5 separate regions of the Mus musculus genome follow, and all the other regions are linked to region 1. The links are chromatin loops, found by intact Hi-C in ENCODE. Cell type or tissue: heart. All regions are shown on one strand.

What was found. A loop is a pair of places that touch in the nucleus more often than their neighbours do. Peaks named below come from ENCODE experiments on the same cell type or tissue, not always from the same donor. Only the 100,000 strongest peaks of a DNase experiment are listed, where the experiment ranks them.
Region 2: a loop joins it to region 1, with 4 times the contacts of the local background. A loop is called at or near these places in 8 of 42 quality-filtered maps.
Region 3: it touches region 1 in a loop (4-fold over the local background); 16 of 42 quality-filtered maps call a loop at or near these places.
Region 4: it touches region 1 in a loop (3-fold over the local background); 19 of 42 quality-filtered maps call a loop at or near these places.
Region 5: a loop joins it to region 1, with 2.8 times the contacts of the local background. A loop is called at or near these places in 12 of 42 quality-filtered maps.

The regions. Positions count from the first base shown.
Region 1 is chr7:110,056,479-110,061,478 of GRCm38, forward strand. It overlaps Ipo7 (importin 7), which reads left to right. Exons shown (of 25, transcript NM_181517.5): 25 at 1-131. Among named protein-coding and RNA genes, the nearest start is that of Zfp143, 2.7 kb to the right of the region's middle. In heart, CTCF peaks have their summits at 2,855 (motif pointing left) and 4,560; no DNase peak of the experiment used is centred here; H3K4me3 peaks cover 1,684 bases; H3K27ac peaks cover 1,850 bases.
Region 2 is chr7:110,114,812-110,119,811 of GRCm38, forward strand. No RefSeq gene overlaps it. Among named protein-coding and RNA genes, the nearest start is that of Wee1, 4.7 kb to the right of the region's middle. In heart, no CTCF peak of the experiment used is centred here; DNase peaks (open chromatin) are centred at 2,240 and 3,860; H3K27ac peaks cover 567 bases.
Region 3 is chr7:109,984,071-109,989,070 of GRCm38, forward strand. Tmem41b (transmembrane protein 41B) reads right to left here and starts at 2,160. Exons shown (of 7, transcript NM_153525.5): 1 at 1,892-2,160. The coding sequence starts at 2,012. In heart, a CTCF peak has its summit at 2,874 (motif pointing right); a DNase peak (open chromatin) is centred at 2,301; H3K4me3 peaks cover 2,236 bases; H3K27ac peaks cover 2,044 bases.
Region 4 is chr7:109,975,298-109,980,297 of GRCm38, forward strand. Tmem41b (transmembrane protein 41B) reads right to left here. Exons shown (of 7, transcript NM_153525.5): 4 at 4,092-4,185; 5 at 3,413-3,517; 6 at 1,298-1,436. Among named protein-coding and RNA genes, the nearest start is that of Tmem41b, 8.4 kb to the right of the region's middle. In heart, a CTCF peak has its summit at 2,016; no DNase peak of the experiment used is centred here.
Region 5 is chr7:109,991,490-109,996,489 of GRCm38, forward strand. No RefSeq gene overlaps it. Among named protein-coding and RNA genes, the nearest start is that of Tmem41b, 7.8 kb to the left of the region's middle. In heart, no CTCF peak of the experiment used is centred here; a DNase peak (open chromatin) is centred at 2,232; H3K27ac peaks cover 1,175 bases.

The DNA of each region.
Region 1 (5,000 bases):
TACACAATATTTCAAATTGAAAGCAACATCTCAGTGGATTCAAAACTACTACATACTGTTGTCTAAAACAAAATTTATAATTGTACAAATGAAATGCACATATTGATATTTAAAATGCATAATTAAGAAAACCCTTTGTGTTGTGTTTTTCTTGTGTACTAAGCCCTGATGCTGGCACTGTTTAGCTTTCCATTTTGCCTCTGGAGGAATCAAAGTATTTCTCAATACTAAAATGTTTGCAAAAGGAAAGCAATCTCTAATTGTGTGGGTGCAAATTGTTAACCAAGTGTGCTTCTACTCCTGTCTCATAGTTACGACACCAAGTGTATACCCTAGGTTGCTTAAGGGAATGTCACTATTCTATAAAATCAGTACAATAAAAATGGAGTTAGGAATTTATATTCAACATTGTGTGAAGGGGTGCATAATGTAATTAACATTATTGTCTTCCTTTACATTTCTGTACCTAATCAATTTTTTTTTAATTTTTAAACTTCACTAATATTTAAATTAATCCAATTTTCACATTGTTACTAGAAAACCATATATCAAAAAAGGTTTAAGTTGGTTTTAAACACAATGAAAATTATCATTTACAGAGGTTATATATTTTTCAAGTTAGAATTGGTAGTTTTAGTTAGAATCAATAGTTACAATATAGCAGGCAAATCAAAATTTTCTTCTTACACTTAACCTGGAATTTTTATCTGAGTTCTTTTCACACATCTAAATTTTACCAAAGGGTTCAGGGGATCTTATTCAGTCTTCAGGAATTAGATGGTTAGCTGTGAGATGTGTATGGTGAGAATTGAACCTGGGACTCAAGCTATCTCTCCAGACCCAGAACAGGTTATTTTTTTGGTTTTGGTTCTGTTTTTGGCTTTTGGTTTGGTTTTGGTTTTTCTGTACAGCCCTGGCTGTCCTGGAACTCAGAAATCCCCCTGACTCTGCCTCCCGAGTGCTGGGATTAAAGGCATGCGCCTCCACACCCGGTCCAGAACAGTTTCTTAAATTGAACAACAAATAGTATTTCCCAGAGGTCTATTAGAGCTAGGTTGTAACTTTAACTAACTAAAGTGATTCTATATAAGTCTCCCTGTATTTGAGTGCCATATGATATTTGGGCAAATGACTAAATTATACAGTCTTAATATTAAATAAGTCCGCCATGATAAAAAAAAAAGTGTTATTTCAAGGTCTTTAGCAGCTATTTGGTCATAAAAGGCCAGAACTTACTATAGCACCATGCCTGTTAAGAAGTGACTGGCTAGCCGTGTGTTGTGGCACATGCCTTCAATCCCAGCACTTGGGAGGCAGAGGCATTTCTGAGTTTGAGGCCAGCCTTGTCTACAGAGTGAGTTCCAGGACAGCCAGGGCTACACAGAGAAACCCTGTCTCAAAAAAAAAAAAAAAAAAAAAAAAAAGTGACTGGCTTCAATAGCTAGTCTTGCTATACTGGAACTTTGTGGGTCAAGTTGCCAACATAGAGACCCTTTACCTCACAAGCAAAGATGTGCACTCCTTTTATTTTTAATTGATTCAAGTTGCCAAATGTAGATCTGCTAATGCTACAGTATTTTCTTAGGGTTTTACGCTGTGAACAGACACCACAACCAAGGCAGCTGATGACAACATAGCAGCATCCAGGTAGGATGGTGCCCGAAGTGCTGTGTAAAAGTTGCTTAGCAGAATACTGGCTTCCAGGGAGCACTTAATCCAACAAGGCCTTCTGATAGTTCTACTCTCTGGGCTAAGCATATATCTATCACAAGTGTATTCCAAGTTGATCTACATGTAATCCAGATAGAATCTTTTTTTCACACCTACCAAGGAATTGACAAGGTTATTCTGTTTGAGCATATAAAGAGGGACCAAAATGATGCCACGCTCCCACACACACCCAAAAAAAGAAAACAAAAAACCCTTCAACATGCCTTTAGTCCCCTCCTTCACAGGTAGTTGAATGCCTTAGGAGCCAGCTGGGTCTACAGAATGAATTCTACAATAGCCAGGGCTATGCATCAGAGAAGCCATGTCTCAAAAGAAAAGCCAATCAAAAATAACAGTAGTGATCCCTGTGGTACTATTTCAGCCAATGAGCTGAGAAAGAAACCCTACATTAATGTGATCATTAATAGAGAATAAATGGCCCTGATAGAGCAATTAACTTAAAAGGCCTAGGCCTCTCAGCTCATGTATTATCCCAAAATGACCTAGGTGGACCAAAGATTGCTAAGCAGTGTCTTGATTTTAGGATAAACAATGTAGAATCTGAAAAATTAGACTAGCTTTACATATTCACTGGGTTGTAGTTATGTGACTTTAGCTGCTTGTAGCAAGAAGTCATTTTAAAAAGTGTTATGCCTTAATAAGTCCTTAAAATTGTAATTCCAGTGTCAAGAGTGCTTTCATAGCCTGAATTAGGCTGGATTTGAGTCCAAACATTAGCCCTGAAAAGCAATCAAGAAAATCTAGCAAATCACAAAACTGATGGGCTGGTATCCACAAGTAGTGGAAGGCTCTTAGTACCACCCTAACCTTACCAAAACAATCTTAAAAACAGATGTGCCTAGCATATCAGTGTTCTACATATTCATGCTTTCAAAGCTCACAAAGAATTAGAGACATTTGTGATGTTAAAACGGTTACTATATATAGAATATATAAAATCACAACACCTAACAGCTTGAGTACCCTGAGGTATAGGATTTACTAAACTTAAAAATGATTTAATGTTTTGATCATAAAATGCCATCTGTGGTTGGAGAAATAACAGTGGTTACAGAGATCCTGAATTCAATAACCAGCAACCACATGGTGGTAATAGGATCTGATGCCCTCTTCTGGCATGCTGTATATATACAGTATATACAGTTAGAGCACTGAAGCATTAAATAAAATCTTTTTTAAAATTCCAGTGTCATGCCCTAATTTTTTTTTCGTTCATTCATTTTATTTTATTGAGTGCATGGTGGAAGGGGGGAGGGAGGGAGGATCTTTCCCATGCTGGGTAAGATCTATGCCTTGGGAAGGAAGGCAGGCAAACGGGTTAGTGCTAGTGCATAGTCCATGGTGGTGCTTTATCCAAAAGACTTTGGTTGTGGCCTCCCATTTTATTCTCAAAGGGCAGTCTGGGAACCCTCTTGCAGAAGGCAGGAGGAACTGGCCGACCTCCTTATCTGTCTCACGACGGTCTAAACTCAGCTCACCCAGCTCACGTTCCTTATTAGTGGGTGAACAATCCAACGCTTGGTGAATTCTGCTTAACGATAGGAAGAGCCGACATCGAAGGATCAAAAAGCCGCCACAAGCCAGTTATCCCTGTGGTAACTTTTCTGACATCTCCTGCTACATTGTTCCAACATGCCAGAGGCTGTTCACCTTGGAGACCCATATTCTAATTTTTAAGGGTCCAAGTGTTTTGTGTCCTTGAGGATTAAACCCATGAACAAGATGGTGGTGGCATTTGCACTAGGAATGTTTAACCATTGTTCATAACAATATTCATACTGGCCGGGCAGTGCTTGCGCACGCCTTTAATCCCAGCACTCAGGAGGCAGAGGTAGGCGGATTTCTGAGTTCAAGGCCAGCCTGGTCTACAGAGTGAGTTCCAGGACAGCCAGGGCTACAGAGAAACCCCATCTGGAAAAAAAAGCAAAAAATAATAATACTGTTCAGAACCAGAGATGGTGGCACATGCCTATCTATAATCCCATTACTGGCCATGTGGAGGTAGAAAGGTCCAAGAGTACCAAAACAAAGTAGTGGTGTCATGTACCTTTCTTGCCAGGGTTTGATAGGAGTTGTGGGTGGATTAGGTCAAGATCATGTCATCAATTGCCCTCTACATAGCAAATACAAGGCCAGACAGCCACACTCTCAAAAACCATAAAAGGATGTATATTCTAAGTCCTGAGATCCTTCAAATGACATTTGAGTACCGATTATGTAACTATGCCCTGGTTAGATTAATATTTTAAAATTGTGATTTATTGGGCCTTATGTGGCATAGGCTATACAGCCTACTCTTAGCACTTAGGGATATACTCTCCGGTTAAATTCATAGCCTACTGAACTATACTGCAAACTAAAGTCTCAGATGGGGTGAGGGCAAGAGAAGGTAATACTGTAGGTTCCGACTAGATTTAGTTACAAACTCAAGTTTCTCCCGGCTATTTTTCGACTTCATCAATGACATCACCTGAAATGCAAGTGACTGACGGCTAATGCTGGTCAACCTCCTCATCTTATTGGAATATACACCTGGTACTGCGGCTACTGCACTCTTATCTGAAATGCCTTGTATTGGAAATGGCTTAAGGGTTGGGCCGAGAGGATTAAAAAAAAAAAAAAACGTACCACATGCCACAACTAATGTCTCAATAGGTTAAAGAGCCCAACAGATGCTTTCTTCATCCTTCAGTTTCACAAAACAGGGAAAGCGCATGCAAAGGACCCGAGCGACCACAAGTCCACGGACACACTAAGAGCATTCGCTTTGCCTCCCAGCGGAAGCTCGGCTCCGCCGGGATCTCCGCAGAAGCAGAAAGCTCAACCTCCCATGGCATGGTCATGCCCGGAGATTGGGGAAGGGCAGGCAGGTTCCGAACCCAGTCTCCGGCATCAGCTGCGCTAGGCACAGAGACCCAAAGCGAAGGCCTCGGCCGACTCCGAGAGCCCCTAGGGAGCGCGTGGGAGGTTCGGGCCGCCCTCCTGCCTTCCTCTAACCTTCCAATGAAATAACACTCGGCAATAGAAAGGCAAGGCCCATCCGGCCTCCGATACACGCTCCGGCAGGGCCACCGGGAGCTCCATGGGTTCCACATTAGCCCTGTAGGGAAAATGGCGCCCATCACCCTATTTCCCTCCCGGGCAATCAAAAGGACGAACCTCCCTCCCTTGCTACAAAATGGCGCCTCCCGCTGGGGCCCCAGAATCGGCATAATTCACTCGTCCGTGGGGCGGAGTGGTCCGCGATGAGCAGTTTCGCCATCCAGTCA
Region 2 (5,000 bases), 58 kb after region 1:
GGGAGGACATCAGGAGTCACATGCTATATTTGAGTGACTTTGAGTCATTGGTCTCAAGAAACATTGCTCTAGTCAAAGCACTTATGGAATGTCTCTTGCGAGGGATAATTGCTAGTGTCACATTTCATCTGTTGAACAGCCTCAGACGATTTGATTTCATTGCACTGACCACACTCAGAGTGTGGAGGGCAGTGACGAGTGAGGAAATTGTTATCTGAAAAATCAACCAGGAGCTCTAGGGTTGGCGTCATTCTAGCCTGAGGTCTGGATTCTTGGTCCTGTGGCAGTTGGTAACAGTTAGAGCTAGGGTGATGAAAGTTTTGATGAGGGGTAGAAGGAGCAATGGCTAAAGACAAAAGGTACCGATGATAAGAAAGAGGACAGCAAGAGCTGAGCTATTTAGCACTTTTTTTTTGTTGGTTTTTTTTTTTTTTTTGAGACAGGGTTTCTCTGTGTAGCCCTGGCTGTTCTGGAACTCACTCTGTAGACCAAGCTGGCCTCAAACTCAGAAACCCGCCTGCCTCTGTCTCCCAAGTGCTAGGATTAAAGGTGTGTGCTACCACTGCCCGGCTATTTAGCCCATTTTTTTTTTAAAGATTTATTTATTTATTTATTATATGTAAGTACACTGTAGCTGTCTTCAGACACACCAGAAGAGGGCGTCAGATCTCATTACAGATGGTTGTGAGCCACCGTGTGGTTGCTGGGATTTGAACTCCGGACCTTTGGAAGAGCAGTCGGGTACTCTTACCCACTGAACCATCTCACCAGCCCCCCATTTTTTAAAATATGTATTTATTTATGCATATGAGTGTTCTGTTTTGCATGTGTGTCTGCATGACAGAAGAGGGAATCAGTTCCCATTACAGATAGTTGTGAGCCACTTTGTGGGTGCCAGGAATTGAACTCAGGACCTCTGGAAGAGCAGCTAATGAACCATGTCTTCAGCCCCAACTTTATTTTTTTTAATTATTATTTTACTTTATGTATATAAGCAGGGTTTTTGTTTTGTTTTCCCTGCATGTATGTCTGTAAACTACATGCATGCCTGGTGTCTCTGCAGGCCAGAAAGGGTGTCATATCTTCAGGAACTGGAGTCACAGTTGTGAGCTTCCATGTGGATGCTAGGAAAAATGCTTTTTCCTTTTGGAAAAGCAGCCATTGTTCTTGACTACTGAGCCAGTCTCTTTAGCTCTAACACAGAACTGTTTCTGCAATTCTGAATTTTGACTAACGAAGCTTTAAACAAATTACATTAAGTTTTTTATTATTATGATTTATTGTATGTGTGGGGGGGGGAGTGCACAAGCCAAGGTGCATGTGTAGAGGTCAGAGGACAACTTGGAATTTGTTTTCTCCTTCACTCCAGGAGGTACTAGTGATTGAACTCAGTCATCAGGTTTGGTAGTAAGCACCCTTACCAGTTGGGAGTTCAGGATAACTTTGGTTCTTTCCTTTCATAGGTGAGTCCCAGGGCTTGAACTCAGGCCCCAAGGAAGCCTTTTTTTTTTTAAAGATTTATTTATTTATTTATTTATTTATTTATTTATTTATTTATTTATTACTTGTAAGTACACTGTAGCTTCAGACATACCAGAAGAGGGCATCAGATCTCATTACGGATGGTTGTGAGCCACCATGTGGTTGCTGGGATTTGAACTTCCGACCTTCGGAAGAGCAGTCAGGTGCTCTTACCCACTAAGCCATCTCACCAGCCCCCAAGGAAGCTTTAAAAGAGGAAAACACAACAGAACAAAAACTCTAGAAATCTATCAGAGGTGAACTATTTCTCCAGGGCTTAAACACAAACTAGAAAAGACTGCTTTTTGGAAAGCCCCTCTAGTCTCATGAAATATTCCTCTGATTACATCACTGAGAAAAAAAGATAGTTCTTAGTTCTGAAGAACTTAGTCTGGAGGGCAGAGCTTATGTTAATGAGAACAGGCCTGGACTCATGTGCTGTCCTGCATTTAAAGTACTGGAGAGGGTGTCTCTTGTCTCAACTAAAATGGGACAAGGAAAGTGAATGAGCCAGTAGGGGCATTCAAGGCTTTTATCTGCTAAGTCATTGGTCTAAGGAGGATAAACAAATTGTTCTCCCTCCTGCTAAATTCTTCCCTACTGTTTTTTTGTTTTGTTTTGTTTTGTTTTGTCCCTCAGCTAACTGTACCCAGAGTGTGAGTCTGCAGCAGTTGCCAAGCAACATTACTGTTAGGAACAACTGGGTGGGGAGAGAACTGGAGATTTGACTTCTCTAGCCTGGGGCAAGTGGGTGGAACCCTCCCGTCTAGTACATTTTGTACTGTACTTGGAGGAGCATGCAATTTTAAAAATCAGAATTGTTTCAGTTAGATGTTGCTGAAATTAAACCATAACATCATGCCCTGTGCTTAGCTGGAGGGAGTGGGGCCTGGGTAGCTTAGTCATTTGGGGACTTCTGTCACAAAGATCATCACTAGATTTTCCTTTAAAAAGTTCCTGGGATTAAAGTCAATGGAGTTGTAGAAACAAAACTTGGTTCCAGGCCAGGGTGGAAGAGAACAGACAAATGAACATCAGGCAAAAGAAAGTCACACACTGGTTTTAACAGACTGGCGCGCGCGCGCGTGTGTGTGTGTGTGTGTGTGTGTACTGGAGGTCACCTCACAAGTGCTAGGTGAGTGCTCTACCATTGAGCAGTATCTCTGATAACATTTCATAATCTATATAAGAGCACATTGTACATCAATTTAACATTACACTTTAACATTACTGAGTCCTGTGCTTTTTTTTTTTAAGATTTGTTTATTTATTATATGTAAGTACATTGTAGCTGTCTTCAGACACTCGAGAAGAGGGAGTCAGATCTCCTTACGGATGGTTGTGAGCCACCACGTGAACTCCAGACCTTCGGAAGAGCAGTTGGTGGGTGCTCTTACTCACTGAGCCATCTCACCAGCCCTACTGAGCCCTGTTGTTGTTGTTTTTCTTTTTTTGGTTTTTGGTTTATCGAGACAGGGTTTCTCTGTGTAGCTCTGGCTGTCCTGGAACTCACTTGGTAGACCAGGCTGGCCTCGAACTCAGAAATCCACCTGCCTCTGCCTCCCAAGTGCTGGGATTAAAAGTGTGCTCCACCACCACCCGACTCTGAGCCCTGTTTAAACATTTATTTCTAAAGACAGACTCACATAACCCAAGCTAGCCTCCCATTCTCCGGCCACTACTTCCCAGGCACATACTTCCCAGGAATGCAGGTATGTGCTGCCACACTCAGCTCAGGCTATCAGGGATTGAACCCAAAGCTTCACACATGTTAAGCAAGAACTCTACCAACTGAGCCACATCCCTAGTCTATTTGGCTTTTTTGCACAGGGTCTCTCTTTTGGCCCAGGATGCCATTGCATTTTCACGGATCTTCTCCTTCCACCTCAGTTTCCAAGGTGCTAGAATTACGAATAGGTATGAGCCACTGAGGTTTGTTTTGTTTTGTTTTGTTTTTTTGCTTTGTTTTGTATTTTGGTGATAGGATTTCTCTGTGCAATTCAGAGTCTCCTGCCTCTGCCTCCATTGTGCTGGGGCTAAAGGCGTGTGCCACCACAGCCCATCTTGAGTCTTGCTTTTACTTTTTTCTTCTCTACCTTTGTGTGTGAGCAAATGTGGCGGTCAGAGGACATGTTTTGGGAGTTGGTTCTTTCCTTCCATCATGTGGGCTCTGGGGAGGGAATTCAGACCACCAGGCCTGGCTGCAAGCACCTTTTCTTGTGGAGCTATCTACTGCCAGGCCAGCAGGTATTTTTAACTTTCATACTACCATACCATACAAGGTTTGGGAACTGACCTCTCCCATTCTTCCTGACTACTTGCGTGGCAAGAGTCCAAATCCTAGGTCTACAGATTAAGAGTTCTTCCTATCTGGAACCAATGTCCTTTGGGCCACCCAGCCTTACTTGGAGGAGCTCCCAGTCTAGGGAGGTAGGCAGGTGGCAAAGTATGAGATAAAATCAAAACAAACACTTATTAACAGTGTTTAGCTCCAGGAAATTGGGTTGGGAATGAAAGGGAGACCTGGGAGACTTCTGAATCATTGAAAACTTTATTATTTTAGAGAAAGGGGAAAAGACCATGGAGGAAAAAACTCTATCTGTTTATAAGCTTTCATTGAACACAGTAGTAACCTTGTTTAAAATCTTAAATAGGCAAATTGACTTGGAACAAGAAAACAAACCATCAAATATCATAATTAAGGGCTCTTTATCAGTTAAAAGATAATGAGCACCAAAGCCACAAGAGAACAGTGCAACAATAAAGGAGACTGTTTAGTCCCTGAGGGTGGCAGGGATGGGAGCAAATGCCTTGCAGATGGATGCAAGCTGGAGAAGGCACTAAAGCAGAGCCTTGGGCCTGGGTGTGAGCTTGCACAGCCGCAGAGCTTTGATTATTACATGTATTCAAAGCTGGTTATTACCGGTGTGTGTGTGTGTGTGTGTGTGTGTATGAAAGAGAGAGAGAGAGAGAGAGAGAGAGAGAGAGAGAGAGAGAATATTACACTGTGTGCATGTGTGGAAGTCAAAGGACAACTTGTAGGAGTTGGTTCTCTCCTCTCAGCATGTGGGTCCTGGGGATTAAACTCGGGTTATCAGGCTTGGTGGCAGGTGCTTTTGTGCTTTTTACCAACTGAGCCATCTTGCTGGCTGTAAACAGAATTCTTACATAGGAGAGGCTCAGAAACATCTATTGAATTTGGGACAGGTATGTAAGGGGTTTTAATGTTCCCCTTCACCTAAAAAGCACAATTTAAGATATAGATCATATTACAGATAAATTAAAGGCAGTTTTCTAAACTTACTTTTATTTATATGTCCTGTAAAATTAAGAAAATGTCAACTGTCCATAAAAAAGTGTGGAGAAGGGGAGGTGTGAAGAGGAGGTGACAGATATCCCCTCCAGGGCTCTCACCGCCATCAGGTGTAAAGTTCTTATCCTACACAGAATTAAAGGCAAGTAAGTGTGTGAGCCAGGTG
Region 3 (5,000 bases), 72 kb before region 1:
CAGCAGTGTGAGTGAGCTGCAAACAATTTAATGGCTATTTGTTCTAATCACTTCAGATGTTTGAGCTTCAAAGGCACGTAAAAGGATGAAATCATTACAGTTGCTGAAAAGCAATGAATAATGTTAAGCCATTACAAAATCAAAGAGCTTATATTTTCCCCTTAAAACTATACAGAGCCAAGAAATTTCAGGTTAGTGTACGAGACTAAAACAATTTATGAATGAGTCCCCGTATTCCTTAGTTACTTCGTTGGGTGTTTTTTGTTATTGTTTTGGGTTTTAGTTGGTTTGCTTTGAGACAGGGTTTCTCCTTGTAACATACCTGGCTGTCCTGATACTCTTGTAGACCAGGCTGACCTAGAACTCAATAGAGAGCCACCTTCCTCTGCCTCCAGAATAATAGAGGCAGGCCACCACTCCACAGAAGCTATGTTTAGGTGAACTGTTTTGTTTACACCCTTGCATCAACCAAGCAAATAACTATTCTCGTTTTAAAATTCAGATACTTTTTCTTTTTTGGTTATTTTGAGACAGGGTTTCTCTGTATAGCCCTGGCTGTTCTGGAACTCACTTTGTAGACCAGGCTGGCCTCGAACTCAGAAATCCCCTGGGATTAAAGGCGTGTGTGCCACCACGCCCAGCTCAGATACTTTTTAAAAGTTACAAATCCATCTCTGCAGGTGGTCTACTCCTTTAATCCAAGTACTTGAGAAAACTAAGGCTGGTGGATCTCTGAGTTCCAAATCAGCTTGACCTACAGAACCAAACAAGGTCTTTTAAAAAGTAGAAGGCAGGGAGGGGGCTGGTGAGATGGCTCAGTGGGTAAGAGCACCCGACTGCTCTTCCAAAGGTCCAGAGTTCAAATCCCAGCAACCACATGGTGGTTCACAAGCATCTGTAACGTGATCTGATACCCTCTTCTGGTGTGTCTGAAGACAGCTACTGTGTACTTACATGTAATAAATAAATTAAAAAAAAAAAAAGTACAAGGCGAAGGCCGTGCAGTGGTGGCACACGCCTTTAATCTCAGCACTTGAGAGGCAGAGGCAGACGATTTCTGAGTTCGAGGCCAGCCTGATCTACAGAGTGAGTTCCAGGACAGCCAGGGCTATACAGAGAAACCCTGTCTTGAAAGACCAAAAAAAAAAAAAACAAAAAAAACAAAAAAAAAAACAAGGCGGTAGTGTACGCCTGCACGCCTTGGATCCAAGTACTTGGGAGGCTGAAGGAAGCCATTCTTTGCCTTAGAGGCCAGTCTAATCTACAGAGCAAGGTCCTCCAATACAACCAGGGCTACTTAGCTTGAAAACAAATCAAACAATTTTTTTTTTTTAAGTTACAAACCAGGTTAAATGGAAACACAAGAGCTGAAAATGTTGTGTTTTTTTCGAGGCAGGGTTTTCTCTGTGTAACCTGGAACTTGTCTGTCTCCGGAGAACTGGATTAAAAGGACGCGCAACTACAACTACCACCGGCTAGAATCTGACACTTTCAAGTGGCACCTGGAAGGGCAAGTCTTTGCTCTTAATCACAACCTTAGTGTGGCTCTGTGACTCTACACAAGTCATGGAGCTGCATAGTCCTCAGTATGTTCATCTGTAAAACAATACAACGAAAGCTCAAGTCTCTCAAATACCTGTCTGGGTGGCCTGGATAACGAACCGGTCTATTTGGTGTCACAAGTCGGGGTCACCGCTTCCTTTGACTAAAGTCTATTGAGAAAAAACTAACTAGGAGGAGTCTAGCCCTCTGTCATGCTGGGTTCCCCGCCAAGTACAGGACTCTCTTGCTGAGATGCTTCGGTGCTGAAAGGTCCCTCTTTCCCTGCGACCTGCACCACGGGGTCCTAATCTTTAGGGCAGCCTCAGCCCCGTCCCGCAGGTCCACTCACCGTTCAGATGATCTTTGCTGCCAGGCGCGGCGGAACCCTGGGTCCTCACTGCCCGGTCCCCGGCTGGGGTCGAGTGCAACATTTCGGTGGGCGATCGATCAGCCACTCTGCCTTTCGCCATGGCTGCTGCGGGGGCCGCGAAGAGCTCCTACTGGTGCCGCGCCCCCTTGAATGACTAAAGCTCCTCCCGCAGCTTTCTTTCAACACCCAGGCGCGAGGCACAACTACTTCCGGCACGACCACCTCACCTGAGACGACCTCGAAAACTTGACACTCGGCGGAGCCTTCCAGAGATATCAGGTGAGGGCCCGCCCAGAACCGCCCACGAACCTCGCGCGCTCCCGCACGCCCAGTAACCGCGAGACAAGTCAGGGCCGACCCCGCCCCCTCCGGGGCCCCGCCCACCTCGCTGGTGTAGGGCGCATGAGCAATATCGCATTGGCAAGTCATGGGTCTGCGGCCTAAGGTCCGACTTCTCCGCGTAGCTTTCGTCACACGGAAGTGAGGCTCGAGTACTTCAGACTCTTTGTTCCGCCAACCGGAAGTGTCTGCGCGCGACTAGTTGGTGTTGGAGATTCCATTCGTTCCGCAGCAAATGGGTTACAAGCGCTGTGGAAGCTGGAAGCCTGTTCTTAAAATCGTGTAAAATTTAAAACATGAGACAAACGTACCTGAATCTCACAAAATTGAGACCTAGAAACAAAGAAGATCACAGAGTGACAGAAATTAGTTTAGAGTCCAAGGTTTTTCACTCACCTGTCCAAAGTAAATTCACCCTTACTCGCTATATTTTGGCGTTTCCTGAGCCAAGGCATAGCTTCTTGACAGTTTTTCTCCTTCTGCCCCTCATATCCAGCTTCTCACTGGTAAGTATATTAGAGTCACCTCTTCTTTAGGATTTTGCTTTGTCTTGTTCTTTTTTTTTTTTAAGATTTATTTATTATTATATCTAAGTACACTGTAGCTGTCTTCAGACAGACCAGAAGAGGGCATCAGATCTCATTACGGATGTTTGTGAGCCACCATGTGGTTGCTGGGATTTGAATTCAAGACTTCGGAAGGGCAGTCGGTGCTCTTAACCACTGAGCCATCTCTCCAGCCCTGTTTTGTTTTGTTCTTGCTGTCGATATAATCTTAGACCTTGGGCATACAAACCACACCATTCTGTTGCTGAGCGATGCCCCTATCCAATTGACATTTTTTTCGTTATCTTTTTTAAAAGCAGGTATCGAAGGTAATAGTGGGGAATTTCTTCGTGAAAGTAACTTAGCAGTGTATTTTAAAATTTGGACAAAAAGGGGGAGTGGGGAATTGGATTGTTCTTAAGCAGTAATTACACTTAGAAGAAATAATCTGATATCTAGAGAATTGGCAGCTCAGTGCGTAGAAGTATTTGTCTCTTAAACTTGACAGGCTTATTTCGGTCTCTGAGACCTAATAGCAGTAGGTGAGAACTAACTCTTGGAAGTTGTCCTCTGATTACTTTTTTTTGGGGGGGGGGGCGGTTTGAGACAGGGTTTCTCTGTGTAGCCCTGGCTGTCCTGCAACTCGCTCTGTAGACCAGGCTGTCAGGCTGACCTTGAACTCAGAAATTCCCCTGCCTCTGGCTCACAAATTCTGGGATTAAAGGCGTACGCCACCATAGCCTGGCGTCCTCTGATTTCAACATAACATTCAAGCACGCAGCAGTAAGTGTAGTGTTAATAAAATTAAAATTAAAAAGAAACAAAAAATCATTTTATAAAAAGTGAATACGTGACCGGGCATGGTGGTGCATACCTTTAATCCCAGCACTTGCTAGGCAGAGGCAGGTGAAATTCTGAGTTTGAGGCCAGCCTGGTCTACAGAGTGAGTTCTAGGACAGCCAGGGCTGTAGAGAAACCCTGTCTCGAAAAACCAAAAAAAAAAAAAAAAAAAGTGAACACCTGGGACTGGAGAAATGGCTCAGTGGTTAAGAGCTCTGACTGCTTTTCCAGAGGTCCTGAGTTCAATTCCCAGCAACCACATTGTGGCTTACAAATGAGATCTGATGCCCTCTTCCGGTGTGTCTCAACACAACTACAGTGTACTCATAAATAAATCTTTAAAAAAAATAAAACATAAAAAGTGAACATATGTGCTCGCTTTAGCAGCACATATACTAAAATTGGAATGATACAGAGAAGATTAGAAAAGATTAGAAAAAAATGAGCATATGTGTGATGTGATATCAAATAATGTTAGTATAGTAGTTTGTCAACACAAAGCAACTCTCACCCCTCAAGGGAATAAGAATTTATTCTAGTCACAGGGTAAACTGATAAGTCATTTTAAAGCATTAGTATGGTCAACCATGTTTCTAATCCTTTTCCATGTTGAATATCTACATCATTGTTAAGTGTTCCTAGCTAGCTAGCCAGCCATTTCACTGGACAAATGATGAGACACAGGGGTATGCCTATCACCATCCTTTACAGAGCTATAACCAGCCTCACCTTTGAGTCTGTGATCCTCTTGTCAGCTTCACACTGCAGCATTTGCTGTTGGAGATGGAACAGCATCTCACAAGGGTGGTTTAGGGTTTTGTGTACATACTGAAAGTATTGCCACACACCTGGAGCATGTAGGATCTCTATCTGGTGCGTTTGGCAGGAAACAAACTCTGTTTCTGTCAAGCTTCTGGGGCTGCTCATTAGTCTCAACTATGGTTTAATAGAAAGAGTGTGGCTTAGAAGGTCAGCAGATACACATGTTCCGAAGTATTAAGATCTTAGCACTCAAGAGACAGAGGAACTCTGAGTTTAGCCTAACCTGGTTCACGTGCAAGTTCTAGAACAGCCAATACTGCATAGCGAAATTCTGTTTCAAAAACAAAAAACCAAAGAAACAATGCAAACAAAGCCAGGGTCTAGAGTGTTGGCTTGGTGGTTAAGAGCATTTCCAGAGAATCTGGGTTTCATTCCCACCACCCACAACAGGAAGTGCACAACTGCCTGTAACTCCAACTCCAGGAGACCAGACACCTTCTTATGGCCTCCTTCTTAACCTCAGCACAGGTGGGGCACACACATTTAGGCACTCACGAATAAACATAATATAGATAAAATCTTTACTCATGAAAACTTTAGAG
Region 4 (5,000 bases), 81 kb before region 1:
AGCAGCTCACAACCACCTGTAACTCTAGTTCTAGGGGATCCAACACACACGCAGGCAAAACACCAATGCACATAAAATAAAAAAGTACTTTAAAAAAAAGCAAGTCAAGCCGGGTATGGTGGTGCACGCCTTTGATCCCAGCACTTGGGAGGCAGAGACAGGCGGATTTCTGAGTTCAAGGCCAGCCTGGTCTACAGAGTGAGTTCCAGGACAGCCAGGGTTACACAGAGAAACCCGGTCGAAAAAATAAAATTAAAATTAAAAAAAAAAAAAAACAACCAAACAAAAACAAGCCACACACACACAAAAAAACAAACCCTCACAAACATTAAACTTTAGTAAATATTCAATATATAAAAAAACCTGCAAGCTGAATCCAAGCAATTTAAAATGAAAAGAAAAACACCAGTCTTCTTAAAGAAAGGCAAAATTTACAAAATTAATTTGAAAAATTTTTTGTGGTTCTGGGTATCAAGCCCAGAGCTTTGTACATGGTAAGTAGGCAAGCACTCAACCCCTTAAATTATGTTATATCCACTTATTAATTTCAAATCTAGTATCAATTTCTTGATGTGTGTTGATCTTGTTTCCCCTAATAAATTGGACTTAATATGTGATTAGAACTCAAAGAAGTTCAAAACCAAAAACTAAATGTTTTCTTCTGTTCAGAGAGATAGATCGTGGAGTTAACAAGTCCTGCATGGGGACACAGTAAAGTCTGCAGCAGAGAAGTATTTTGTAAGTGATCTTTGGTCAGTTACTTGTCATCACTAGCCAATCCCCTTAAAGACCAGAGGACTGCTGGAGCTTGGCCTGGGATGCTCACCAGGGTGCTAGCATGCAGTCCAGGTGCGTGAGAAGAGCTTTCAGCCAACAAAGCTCATGGCCTTGAGATCCTGTCATCTCTGATCTAACTGGCTCACATTGTCAAAGGAAGAAAGGGCTGCTGGGCCAGAGTTGGGGTGGGAAAATATTCTCCTTGGGCTAAGAATACGGGGGGTGATGCAGGCTGCTTGACATGCAAGTCCCCACTTACCACCCACACCCACGTGAACACTAGTATTAAACAAACAAAGATGAGGGGGTTCTGCTTAATCTCACATTATTAAAATAATTTCTAGTACAGAGTGCTCATTCTTTGGAGAGGTAACATATTACAACACACTGAACAAGCTATGTATCTAGGCCAGGCTTTGTGCCCAAGAGTTATATATGGTACTGGTGATTTTGCAAACAGCAGGCAATCTAGGCCAGCTGGACAGTTGGCCATGCACACAACGAGAGTAAGAGGTCTTACCTAGAAAAGTGCCAATAAAAAACACTTTCAATGGTACATTTATCACAGGAGATGTAATATTAATAAACCAATTAGGAAGAAACGGTGTGATCCTCAAAAATATAATGTAGTTAATAAGATGTTCTCTGTGACGCTCTACCTGTTATAAGCAAAAAAGCCAGTATTAGTTAAGACCAATCTTCAAAATAAGTTGTTTAATATAAAATACCTTAAATTCTTGCCCCAGACACATCACAATTTACCCAAGGAGAAACAATGTGTTTTCTGGGGATGTAGCTCGATGGTAAAGCTTTTGCTTACCACATAAGACCAAAGATTAGGGGCTGGGGAGATGGCGAGGCTAAATACTGATTACTTGTATTTCTGCATAACTAGCAAAACCACTTTTACAAAACAGCCATTCCAAAGGCAAACTGTATGTAAATCTAATGCTACGCAGGTAACAGAAAGGGCAGAGATTGAAAGTCTAAACTAAAAGTCTAGCCAGAGATCTCAGACGTTTTACAACTAGCTGATCACAAACTCAAGTGGAATATAAAACATTCTTCTCTAAAACAAGGAGGCATGATCTCTGTATTTCCTGAGATGTAATTATTTCTTCTGGTCTTTATAAAATTAGAACTCTCCCCATTATGATTTAAAAGTAAAATGAAGGGGCTGGCGAGATGGCTCAGTGGGTAAGAGCACTGACTGCTCTTCCGAAGGTCCTAAGTTCAAATACCAGCAGCAACCACATGGTGGCTCACAACCACCCGTAATGAGATCTGACACCCTTTTCTGGTGCATCTGAGGACAGCTACAATGTACTTCTGTGTAATAATAAATCTTTAAAAAAAAAAAAAAAGAAAGAAAGAAAAGTAAAATGCTGCTGGGCGTGGTGGTGCACGCCTTTAATCCCAGCACTCAGTAGGCAGAGGCAGGCAGAGTCCTAAGTTGGAGACAGGAGGAGCTTAAATTCAAGTTCAGCAGAGGCTACATGACACCCTGTCTCAAAAAAGTAAAATCAGAGGCTGAAGAAATGGCTCAGCATTTAAGAACAGTGACTGCTCTTCCAGAAGTCCTGAGTTCAATTCTGAGCAGCCACATGGTGGCTCACAACCATCTGTAATGGGATCCAATGCCCTCTTCAGGTGTGTCAAGACAGAGACAGTATACTCATATACATACACTTTAAAAAAAAATCCAACTAGGATAATCATTTCAAAAAAATTTTAAAATCAGTGGGGTTAGAGCAAGAGCTTGGTTGTCAAGAACGCCTGATGCTCTTCCAGGGAACCTGCTCTCACATTCCAGCACCCACAGGAGGCTCACAGCCACCCGTGATGAGATCCGATGCCCTCTTCTGCTGTGTATGACTGAAGACAGTGACAGTGTACTCTATAAATAAATCTTTAAAAAAAAGGAACTGGGGAGAGGAAAATCAGATTTGGGTTGAATTGTACACACTGTCAAGAGAAGACAGGCCGGGCGGTGGTGGCGCACGCCTTTAATCCCAGCACTTGGGAGGCAGAGGCAGGCGGATTTCTGAGTTCAAGGCCAGCCTGGTCTACAAAGTGAGTTCCAGGACAGCCAGGGCTACACAGAGAAACCCTGTCTCGAAAAAAAGAGAGAAGACAGTAATAAATTAATCAATGCCTAGTGCTTAGGTTGCTCATTCAGCTCAGGACCAGTCCCTGAAATGATGCTGACCACTTTCAGGGTGCGTCTTCCCATCTCAATTAACCCAACTAAGAAAAGCCCACGATCAACCCAATGTAGACTACTTCTCACTGAGTATCTCAGGTTATTCTACTCTGTGTACTCTGTCGAGTCATCGATTAAAACTAACCATCACATGTTTTAAAATAAACTCTTGTTGGAGTGGTGGCTCAAACCTTTATATCTTCACTCTAGAGGAAGAGCCAGGCTAGCCTGATCTACAAACAGTTCTAGGCCAGCCAGAGCTACAAAGTGAGACCTGTAACAAAATACTAAAATAAGACATATGAATATAATCAAAATACACTATATAAAATTCTCAAATAAATGTTTTTAAATTTTTCTTATAACATTATTTTTTTTAAATGATGATTAAACCAAAGAGCCACAAAGAAACAAACTATAGTTTATAGCTACCTGCTGTGACCATTTCACTGCCTTCTCTGTTAGGTATTTGTATACAACGGGTCTTCCAACTAAGTAGGAGAGCATGTAGCAGAATGAGGCACCAAGTCCGGAGCACTGGAAAACAAGAAGTCACATGCACCCTGTACGTTCCCATCTCACTCCTGTCTGTGCATTTACTTATCCCTTAGAGCTAGGCAAGGGCGTCCATGTGATACGTCTTACTTAGAGAATAAAACCCATTTGATCTACCTAGTCCTTTCTCAAACTAACTCAAACAAGATCGTTAAAATCAATTAGCACTTGTGATTCAACTTTTGACCATACCCAGTAATTACTGCTGCCTTTAGCTTAAGAATAAATAAGGAGCCGTTCCCATACCCTACTATAGCTATGTATGGACACTATTCCCAGACCAAGGACTCACTGTGTCCACCCACAATCTTAAGTTCATCTGACCTGCAAAATACAACAGGAAAGAAAGGCTATAAACTGCAAGTAAGTCTATAGTGCCCTCATTCTAGGAACCCAAGCTCTTCAGAGCTCTAACAGGACTTAACAGAAACACACTAACATCACCGTCTTGAAAGCTGATGAACGAACATGAGACTGCCTGGCGGAGCTAGACTGCCATTACCATCCCCAATGCTCTACTTGTTTTCACATCTCCAAACTCATGTCACATACTTACCAAACAAACAAGGAATAAGGCAAGTGGGAAGGGATAAAGGAACCCGGAGAGTATACTGAGGAATATGGAACCTGGGATAGCAAATGTTTGCAAACTGTTAACTTATAAGTTAAGGATTAAAACATAATGAAGTGGAACTTATACAAGATGGAGTTGACATTCAAAGAAAATGACAATACAGAAGTTGCGTTAATAACCTCAGAATAATTGTGTGCAGTACTCCTTTGTGTTGGACTGAAGCCTGCCTCATGAGGTCAGGTGGGCTTTTCTTCTTGTGGTATCATAGCTGCACCAAAACAAGCTGTGTATTGTGGAGATCCTGGCTATTCTGTTTGGAGGATTAGCAATACTAACTCGCAGTAAACGATAAAGTAAAACCATACTCAAAAGTCTAAAAAGTACGTAAGTTGTCAGCCAGAATGCCTCTAGCTCCAAGCTAGATACCCATTAACAAATGATACAAAGTACAGTAAGCAAATAAATACAACATTGGTAAGATTATGCTAGAGAGCCCCCAACAGGCACCAGGCAGAGACAAAATGGATGGCTCAGTCAGAAAAAAGTCTTCAGTAATGTCTCTTTGGTTTTTTTTTTTTTTTGGGGGGGGGTGTTGTTTTTAGTTTTTTGGTGTTGTTGGATTTTTTGTTTGTTTGTTTGTTTGTGTTTGTTTTTGTTTAGTTTTGAGACAGAGTCTCATTTTGTAGCCCCCTGGCTGGCCTGTTACTTTCTTTGTAGACCAGTTTAGACTCAAACTCAGATATCCACCTGCCTCAGCCTCCCTAGTGCTAAGGTGAAAACCCACTAATTACTAATGAAGCCTGGCCAATTAACTATGCTGTGCTCCCCCCCATCATTTTCCCAGTGTTCCAGCTTAGTAATGCTTTCTTAATACTTACGTTTTAAGACATG
Region 5 (5,000 bases), 65 kb before region 1:
ATGGAGAGCTGCCTTGGCAGATAAAAGCACATGCTGTCCTTTCATAGTAACTGGGTGTAGTCCTAACACCCAGTGGGAGCGCACAGCCATCTGAACCTCCAGTTTCAGGAGAGTCAGTGCCCTCTTCTAGTTTCTGTTCACACATGTGATACACATGTATAGGAAAACACACATGCAGGCATGCACAGAGCCAACTTCCCCCAAAAAAATAACAGCATGAACAAGAAGACATGAAACAACATCATTAGACTATATCAAGAAAGAAAAAAAGTGAAGGTGAAATGATGTCATTATTGACCAACAAAATTAAGCTCTTTGTCATCAGCAGACTTGGAATGTAGGAACTGCTGGAAGATGATAGCAGAAGGAAATGAAGCTCTCTGAGAAAATGGCAAAAAACCCAAAGTCATAAATGGGTGAATTAAAAGAGTTTTTCCCTCCTGATTTAGTTTCTCAAGGGATAAGAGGTATTTACAGATTACTGTTGGGAATATTAAATGATTAAATGATCCAAGAGCTCTGGAAAACTGGCAGTTTCTCATACAACTAAGCCAACAGCCAACTTTTGTCCCAGCAGTTCTAAAATGCTCACATTTGGCACCTGAAAATGCTTGTCCATCAAAAGACAGAGACATGGATGGTTAGAGCAGTTTTTTTGGTGAGGATGGAACTCAGAGCTTAATGTCTGCATGTTAGGCACACACTACAGAGCTACATCCCCAGCCCAACAATTCTTTATTTCTTCACCTTTCTTTCTCTTTCACCAGCATCCCTAAATAGACTTATTTTTCACCTAGGTGTTTTGATTTTGAAGTAGGGTCATATACAGCTTAGGCTGTCTTCAAAATTGCTATGTAGCTGAGGATGACTGAAAAGTTACTGACAGTCCCTTCTCTACATCCTGAGTGCTGAGATCACTGTTTCGTGCCAGTTTTGTGTGGTTCTAGGGATCAAATCTAGGAATTCAAGATGCTGGGCAAGCACTCTATCAACCGAGTTCCATCCACAGCCCCTCTTATTCCCTAATTTTGTCTTCTGACAATCTAAGTCATCGCATTCAACATTCTTTTCATTACATTGATCAGCTCTTGTTTGTTTTCTCATTTCCTGAGACAGGTAGCCCAAGCTGGCCTTGAACTTTTCATTCTCATGCCTCGGTCTCTGAAGTGCTAGAATTACTAAGCATGTGTCACCACACTCAGCCTCTTCATTTGGCTTTCAAGCTACTTTGAAGTGACCTCCCCAAGCATACCTTTATCACTAGGTATGCAAAGGGCATTATTATAGCAGGTCTGAGCCTGGTAGCCATAGAAAGATCTATTGTCAAGGAACTTGTGATTTTCTCGCAGCCACAGACGCATGAAAAGAGAGAGTAGTGCTGAACTACTTCTGTAAGTTAGGCCAGCCTTAGCTTTATAGCAAGGCCCAAAGCTAAACACACACACACACACACACACACACACACACACACACACACAAAGTTCTCATCTATTCAGGACCAACCTCTGCTGCACAGTGAGTTCAAGACCAGCCTTGATTATAAGAGACCATGTCTTATTTTGTTGTTTTGTTTTGTTTTGTTTTGTTTTGTTTTGTAATACTACAGTACATGCAAGATTTGTTGTGTTACTGATATTCAGCTTTACCTCCTTGGCCAAGGCAATTTAGCATAACAAGACTTTAGCTATGTGGGGGCGGGGGGAACTAGAACCCTAAACTTTGTGTTTCCCATGTACAGATGCCTTAGTCTAAAGTAGGAGTGGAAACAGTTTAGGAACAGAAAAAGAAGAGCAGTTTCTCAGGGAGCCAAAGAAAGGATGTTGTCCTAAAAATAGATAAGAATGTGGTGGCCCAAGCCAGACATTTAGAGAGAGTCAGTGCCTGCCCTGCCCTCTCTGCCCCCCTCCAATAAAGTTCTGTTCCACATCCAGAGTGCTGGCATTATAGGCATATTCCACCAAGCCTGACTTTAGAACTCATTTCTAAGTGCTAATATCCAGGCAGCACCAGACAAGGCTACCAGAAGTCAGTGGGATGCCTGGAAAGCAGCTGATGGGCTGGAATGAAGCTACACAGTGGAGGGGCACCTTCAAATATGGTCACAGCAGTGTAAGAGGGAGAATGACAGCTCCAATTGAGGGTAACCAGCCAAGCCAAATTCTTTGGCTTGACATCACTTGCATATGAAAAGAATACAGGCATTTCCAGCTGCTTTTTTATTTATGTGGGTAGGGAGGGTGCTGGACAAGAGTCCAAACTGTTTAGGCTTTGAGCCAAGTATGGTGACTCATGCTTGTAATTCCTGAAATTGAGAGGCTAAAGCAGCTCTTAGGAGATCAAGCCCTATACCTCGAATGGGCAGCACAGTAAAGCTGACCCTGGTGTGGAGGTATGGGTGAGCTGGCCTTGAGAGCAGGAGAGCTGACTATGCTCCTTGCTGGCTACACCACTGGGTGAGCTAGCTGAGGTAGTACTAGAGAGCTCACCCAGGTGGTGCAGGTGAACTGGCAAGCTGATCCACTCAGCCTCTCAGACCCAGTTCCAGGGCTTTGAGTTGGTCCACTCTAATATTTACCCTATCTATGATCTATCTTCTGGAGCACATGAAAGGGCTGGTCCTGCAGGTCTACAGCTGCAGGATCTCTAGGACACAAGGCAACAACAGGATGTCTGAGAGGAGTCCCCATAAGGATCCAGTATAGATAGTGTAACAGAAGCCGGAGGCCTTGAAACATACCAATAACTCCTTGCAATGAATATTTACAAGATGTGCAGAAAAAAGGATATACTGTGTGGACAAAAGGAATTCCAGGCCAGACAGGTCTACATAGAGAAGGCCTTGTCTTCTGCATCTCCACCAAAAGGGTCTCTAAAGAGACCAGTTTATCTGAACAGATCAGACTGTGATGTCGTGTTTTATCTATCTATCTATCTATCTATCTATCTATCTATCTATCTATCTATCTATCTATCTATCTTTGAGACATGATTTCATGTGTTCTATGCTGCTCTCAAACTGACAATGAAGCAGCTGAGGACAGTCTTGAATTTCTGATCCTCTTGCCTTCACCTTTTAAGTTCTTCCTGCCCTATGTTTACCTTTTAATTTTTTAGTAAGAAAAACTTTACTTTGTTTTCTTTTTCCATAGGACATGTTATCCATCCTCACTGTATTATAAAGCATATAGGTATTGTTTTGTCATGCCTCTGACTGGAGAGCAAAGCCCAGCAGAGAGTGATCACTATGCCTCTTCCATTGTTAGTCCTCAAAGGTCAGAACAGTGTATGGCATGAATGCCTGGCAAAACTTTTTGTTGAATTATACAAAAAGTAATTATTACCAAAAGATGTTGTAAAATGGATAAGGGGCCTAAGGAGATATTTCAAACAGCAAAGTCCTTTCTACACAAGCATGAGTTTGGATGCCCACCAGCCACGTAAAAACCTGGCCTAGTGGAATGCTTGGGAAAGCAGAGATAAACTGGCTTGAGGGCTAGCCAATGTAATTGAAATGGTAGATTTCAGATTCAGTAAGAGAACTTGTCTCAAAAAATCGGATGGAGGGCTGACAAGATGGCTCAGTGGTGAGGAACATACATATACTGTCCTTTCAGAGGACCTGAATACAATTCCCATCATGCTGTTAATAGCCCAACCTGTAATTCTAGCTTCAGGGGATCTGATATCTCTGGGTTCTAAGGACACCTGTACTCACTTGCTCTCTCTCTTTCTCTGTTACTCTGTCTCTGTCTCTCACACACACATTAAATAAATAAAATGGAGTATCACAAGTTATAAATGGAGTTTAATAAACTCTATTCGTTATTAATATGACCCACCCAACTCCCCGATAATCGAGGCAGAGTTCTATGTATTTTAAAATCAGCTCTAGCACAATTACTCAGGGTTTGCCCCTAATCTATATTTCTTTTTGTTTTGTTTTGTTTTATTTTTTGAGACAGGGTTTCTCTGTACACAGACAGTTCCCTGGCTGTCCTGGAACTCACTTTGTAGACCAGGCTGACCTGGAACTCAGAAATCCGCCTGCCTCTGCATCCGAGTGCTGGGATTAAAGGCGTGCGCCACCATGCCCGGCATCTGTATTTCTATTCACTAGACTATTTGCTAGCTGGGTTACCCAAGTACTTGCTGTTTGAAATCTTGCCTGGGTTACTTCTGTTCCAACAGTCCATCATGGGAGTGCATTTCACTTGGGCATGCATCCTGGTCCATCACATCTAAGGGACACCAGTTCTCTCCATCTTCTTCCTTGTTCCTCCTTTTCACCTCTCTCTTCTTCCTTCTTGTGGTCCCTACCTGCAACCCCCAGCCAGGTAACTCAAACCCTGCCGCCCTCTATTCTCCCTAGTAATTGGTTGCCCTCATTATGGCAGCTCCATCAGGTTTGCTTTCATTCTTACTCTGAACTAAACCTCTTTTTTGTTTGGTTTTTCAAGACAGGGTTTCTCTGTGTAGCCCTGGCTGTCCTGGAACTCACTCTGTAGACCAGGCTGGCCTTGAACTCAGAAATCCACTTGCCTCTGCCTCCTAAGGGCTGGGATTAAAGGCATATGCCACCACTGCCTGGCATGCTGTCACCACTTTTTTTTTTTAAAGATTTATTTATTATATGTAAGTACACTGTAGCTGTCCTCAGATACTCCAAAAGAGGGCATCAGATTTCATTACGGATGGTTGTGAGCCACCATGTGGTTGCTGGGATTTGAACTCGGGACCTTCAAAAGAGCAGTAGGTGCTCTTAACCACTGAGCCATCTCGCCAGCCCCGTGTCATCACCTTTATATAGCAAATAGTTTTAAAAATTGAGAAGTAGGTTTTGCACAACAAAAGCTCATATATGTGGGGATTCACCCTAAGATCTGGGGTACAGAATTTAGCATTTGAATACATAGCAGCACCAGACCAACCCCAACATTTCCCCCTTTCTAGGTTCAGCAGGCCTTCATAATTCCTGACTCACTTGTAGACCAGAGGAGCCT